2 separate regions of the Homo sapiens genome follow, and region 2 is linked to region 1. A link is an interaction called in ENCODE POLR2A ChIA-PET data of the cell type or tissue named here. Cell type or tissue: IMR-90. All regions are shown on one strand.

Region 1 (2,500 bases):
CTTATTAAAAAATTGGAGTTTAAAAAGTACATTGGTTTAAAATACTAAGTAAATAATAGTCCAGGTGGTTCTTGGATGTGGCAGGACCTGGAGGGAGGCACTGGGCAAGTGCTGCCCTTCCAGAGGGCTCAGGGAGTCTTGGGCGTGACCAGCTGGAGGCACGTGGTAGACCAGGCATCTTCACAAAGCCCGCTGCTGATCAGCTTTGGCAGCCAACGTGCAAATCCGAAGCCAGGTTTGAGAAAGTGGTCATCATTTCTCTGTGACGTTGGCTTTCCTCAGGGACATGGACCTGTGCAGAGACAGGCAGCTTCTCCTTTGCCGTCTGTCTCCTTCCGGCCACCAGGAGACAGCCAGACCCCAGCCATGCCTTCATTCTGAGATAAGGTAGAGACCCTCCTGCCACATAGCCTGTCACCAGCGTGGAGGATCAGAATGGCTGCGTGAGTAGGGGAGGGTGACGTCTGTCTTTAGCCACTTTAATTGATTTTTTGGTACATGGAGAAAGGAATGAGCAATGGGTTTCTAGAAGGCAAGGTCTTTGAAGGAGGAAAAGTGCTGCTGCTTTCAGAAGGCCCCTAGCCTTGAGAAGGTTCCCTGCCGGTATTGGTTTCTACCTGGGAACAGGTGGGGCTAAGGAGGGAAGGAACCACCCTGTACTGATGTCTCGTGTGTGCTGGGTATTGTCAGGCACTCCATGGACACAAACAGCCCAATGTGGTGGGCACTGTCCCCTTTTCCAGATGAGGAAACTGGCCCAGAGAGGGTGGGTGACTTGTCTGAGGTCACACAGCCAGGAAGGGGCAGAACCACAATCAGCACAGACAGGCTAAATGCAGATCTCACAGCATTTGCCCTGAGGAGCAGGACAGCGGGCAGCTGAACTCTAGGAAAGAATTCCCTTCTACCACTTTCAGAGCCTCACCCACCAGTGCGCGTAAAACGCCAGGGCCATCTTCTTACTTAAGCCACATCCTGAACCAGGCAGCTTCTCTGCAGAGTTACTGAGCTAAGACATTGCTTCACGAAGGGGATCTAGCACCCAACTGTCATTCTGACTACAGAAACCAGCCAGCCAGCCACGTCCTCTGTCCAGCTCTGGGGAATGGCTGGAATGAAAGGTTACAGTTTCAGAAAGGGGGAAAAAAATCTAGTGGCTGATAACTTGTCTGCTGTGCTCTGATGATGTCAGAAGGTTGGAGAACCTGCTGCCCTGGGTTCTATAAGCTCCAGCTCTGGGGTGCTTTTCAGCCTGGGGCTCTTGATGCCTTAGAAGAAACTTGTTCAATCCGTGGTGCGGCCTGTAGGCTGCATACAGCTCAGGACGGCTTTGACTGTGGCCCAACACAGATTCATAAACTTTCTTAAAACGTTATGAGATTTTAGCCTGGCCAACATGGTGAAACCCCATCTCTACTAAAAAATACATCAATTAGCCAGGCATGGTGACATGCGCCTGTAGTCCCAGCTACTCAGGAGGCTGAGGCATGAGAATTGCTTGAACCTGGAACTGCAGTGAGCCAAGATCATGCCACTGCCCTCCAGCCTGGGTGACAAAGCAAGACCCTGTCTCAAAAAAAAAAAAAAAAAAAGAATTTTTTTTTTGGTTTGTGTTTTTTTGTGTGTGTGTGTGTGATTTTGTTTTATTTTTTAGCTCATGAGCTATCATTAGTATATTTTATATGTGGCCCCAGACAGTTCTTCCACTGTGGCCCAGGGAAGCCAAAAGATTGGATACCCCCATCTCAGAGAAAAGGGACGAACCTGCAGTGCCGAGTGGTTTCGGCTTTGGGGTCAGGCCACGGGGGTTCAAATCCTGGCTCTGCCATTTATGAGCTGTGTGGCCTTGCACGGCTTGCTTAACCTCTCTGAGCTCCATGTGAAATGCAGGGATGATGGTCCTACTTGGCCCTACCTCCTAGAGTTGTTTTTGAGGGATAAGTGAGTTAAGACATGAGTTCGAGTAGTACAAGGTGAACACAAAGTAAATGCTTCATAACACAAGTGTTGTCACGATTTTCATTTAGCGTTTGCCAAGGCTGCCATTGCAAGACACAGGAGCGAAGGGGTTGATCTCTAATAGCCAAAGTGTGTGACAAATGAGAATTGAACTGTGTCCCAGAACATCCTCCCGCCCTACACATAGAAACCTGGGGTCACCTCCCTGTCCTCGACTCACTGTGTGACTTCAGGCAGAGGTCACCACCCTCTCTGGGCCCTTTCATTCTCTGCTATGGACTGAGTGGGACCAGCTTGGATCAAAATCCTCAAACCTCATACAACACTGTCAGCAGCTTTTCCTGTATCTGCCTGTTACCTGAACTATTAACAGTTTTCTTTAAATTGGCTCCTTTTAAAGTAAAATGTTTTGAAAAGAGAAACTTTTGTGTTTTTTTGAGACAGAGTCTCACTCTGTCACCTAGGCTATAGTGCAGTGGCGTGATCTCGGCTCACTGCAACCTCTGCCTCCCTAGCTCAAGCGATTCTTCTGCCTCAGCCT
Region 2 (2,500 bases), 320 kb before region 1:
ACTTCATCTTTAGAAGATAGAGTGGCCCTCTTCAGCCTTGGAGACACATATAATAGTGTTCTAATGCTTAATAATACTTTTCAGACTTGAAAGTACAACATAAAATTAACTTGATGGTCAGAGAGTCAGAGCAGCCCAGGCCTGTCTTGGGGATTAAGTAGGCTCCAGGACTTTAAGGATGGCCAGAAGAGATTTAGGATCTCAGAGAGCTTTGGCAATTTCATCCCTTAATAAGGTGAAGTGGGAGGGAAGGAGGTGATGTCTTGTCTCTATCTCCAAAAATCTTGCTTTTTCTTTTCTTTTCTTTTCTTTTCTTTTCTTTTTTTTTTTTTGCCACACCCCTGCCCTTTCTTCTCTGCTGTGGATTAATTAAGTCCTGTCCTTGTTCTTTCCTGTCTGTTGCCTGCTGTGGGCAGTGTCTGGAGAAACAGAAATCCAAGATGGCAATGCTTGGGGATCTGGTTGTAATACTAGTATACTCACAGACCCTTAGTGACCACTCAGTGGCTGTGCTGGCCCCATTTTACAGATGGGAAAACGGGCTCCAAGAGGCAAAGCAGGACCACAACAAGGGGTGGAGCCAGGTTTTGCAAACCCACTCAGGACTTTTTCAGAGGCTGGGTACCACTAGGCAACCGGAGGACCTAACCGCTGCAGTAATAATAGCAGCTGCTCATATTTCTATGTAGCATTGTCTGTGCAGGAACTGCTCCCAGGTCCCGCATCACCTGTGTAAAACATTGAACTCACACCCAGCCTTCCGATGTAGGGACTGTGAACATCCCCGTTTTACAGATGGGAAAACAGGTCCTCCTCAAAAGAGGGGTCAGCTAGCAGGTAGCTTGCAATATGTTACAGTTTTTTTTCCTCCTTTGAAAAAAGTATGAAAATCGTATTTTCCTTACGCAAGTGTTGGGTATCCAAACCCATTCCCCTTGCAGAACTTGAAGCAGAACAGCTAAGAGTAAAGGCCCCCTCTGATCACACTTCCCAGAGCTGGCCCCTTCCTCCCTTTATGAGTCACTTAAATCCATACTAACATAGGTACAGTGACCTAAAGCCCTGGGAGCTGCACCCCACGTCCCGTGTGACAAAGTGTGTGCAGGCATCACTGAAGGGGGAAAAGGCTGTGTGTGTGTGTGTGTGTGTGTGTGTGTTTGTGTGTGTGCGCGCGCACCAGCGCCATGTGGCTTCCCGGGTGGTGCAGATTCTGTCTCTCTCTCAAACCTCAGCTTCATGATTCAGCAGCGCTGACGTCAATTTACAAGAATGAAAAGTGAGAGGAGGGTTTGTGTGTGCAAGAGACTGAGTTGGGGGCCCAGGTGCAGTGGAGGTGTCCTCCCCACTGAGCGGGTGAGCCAGGGCAGTGTGGGGCGGGCACCATGGGAAAGGAGGCACTCTTTGGAATGACAAGGACTGTGTGTGGGTGTGGGGACAGCCTGTGACCAGCCTCCAAGCCACCCTTGAGCTGAAAACTCTGGCCCCCGTTTTCCAGATGAGGAAATGGAGGCTCAGACAAGTGCAGCCACCTACTCAAGGTCACACAGCTCGTAAGTGATGGCCAGGACTTGGACCAAATCCATCCCACTCTAAACAACAAGACAGGTTTCTTCTTCTTTTTTTTTTTAAGACAGAGTCTTGCTCTGTCACCTAGGCTGGAATGCAGTGGCGAGATCACAGGTCACTGCAGAATCAAACTCCTGGGTTCAAGCAATCCTCCCGCCTCAGCGCAGGGACTGAGTAGCTGGGACTACAGGTGTGAGCCACCACACCCATCTAATTTTCTTGTTTTTGGTAGAGAGGGGGCCTCGCTATGTTGCCCAGGCTGGTCTCAAACTCCTGGGTTCAAGCGATCCTCCCACCTCAGCCTCCCAGAGTGTTGGGATTACAGGCAGGAATCACTGTGCCCAGCGCAGGATGGGTTGCTTAAATAGTGGGAGAGGGGATGGGATAAGGGAGGAATCTGGTGAAAATGCATATTCCTAGGCCTCAGCCTACTTGATCCTCCCAACCTTATGAGTAGGTACTGTCATTATCCCAGGAAGCGGCGAACTGAGCCTCTTCTATGACATAATAGGTAGAAAGTGCTTAGCGCACAACTTAGCATGCAGTAGGCGCTAAATACATCTCTGAATGATGCGGTGCCAATAATGATAGTTGAGGTTAATATAGCAAACACTGACTGAGCACCTCCTACGTTACAGGCATTATCCTTTTCCTCCTCTTTTTCTTTTTCTTTCTTTCTTTTTTTTTTTTTTTTTTAAGAGATAGGGTCTCACTCTGTTACCCAGGCTGGAGTGGAGTGGTGTGATCACAGCTCCTGTAGCCTTGACCTGCTGGACTCAAGCGATCCTCCCACCTGAGCCTCCTGAGTAGCTGGGACTACAGGCATGCACCACCATGTCTGGCTAATTTATTTTTGCCAAGATGGGGTCTCCCTATGTTGTCTAGGCCAGTCTCCAACTCCTGGGCTCAAGTGATCCTCTCACCTCAGCCTCCC

The links. ChIA-PET counts read pairs that join two places held together with the same protein. Peaks named below come from ENCODE experiments on the same cell type or tissue, not always from the same donor. Only the 100,000 strongest peaks of a DNase experiment are listed, where the experiment ranks them.
Region 2: POLR2A ChIA-PET joins it to region 1 with 10 read pairs; 21 of 35 experiments call an interaction of 5 or more read pairs at or near these places.

The regions. Positions count from the first base shown.
Region 1 is chr16:10,931,787-10,934,286 of GRCh38, reverse strand. It overlaps CIITA (class II major histocompatibility complex transactivator), which reads right to left. Exons shown (of 20, transcript NM_000246.4): 20 at 1-2,500. All of the region lies in intron 1 of DEXI (Dexi homolog), which reads left to right. Among named protein-coding and RNA genes, the nearest start is that of DEXI, 9.4 kb to the left of the region's middle. In IMR-90, no CTCF peak of the experiment used is centred here; no DNase peak of the experiment used is centred here.
Region 2 is chr16:11,250,922-11,253,421 of GRCh38, reverse strand. All of the region lies in intron 1 of LOC105371082 (a long non-coding RNA gene), which reads right to left. Among named protein-coding and RNA genes, the nearest start is that of SOCS1, 4.0 kb to the left of the region's middle. RefSeq lists an enhancer at 1,739-1,818. In IMR-90, no CTCF peak of the experiment used is centred here; DNase peaks (open chromatin) are centred at 1,231, 1,541 and 2,061; H3K4me3 peaks cover 478 bases; H3K27ac peaks cover 1,602 bases.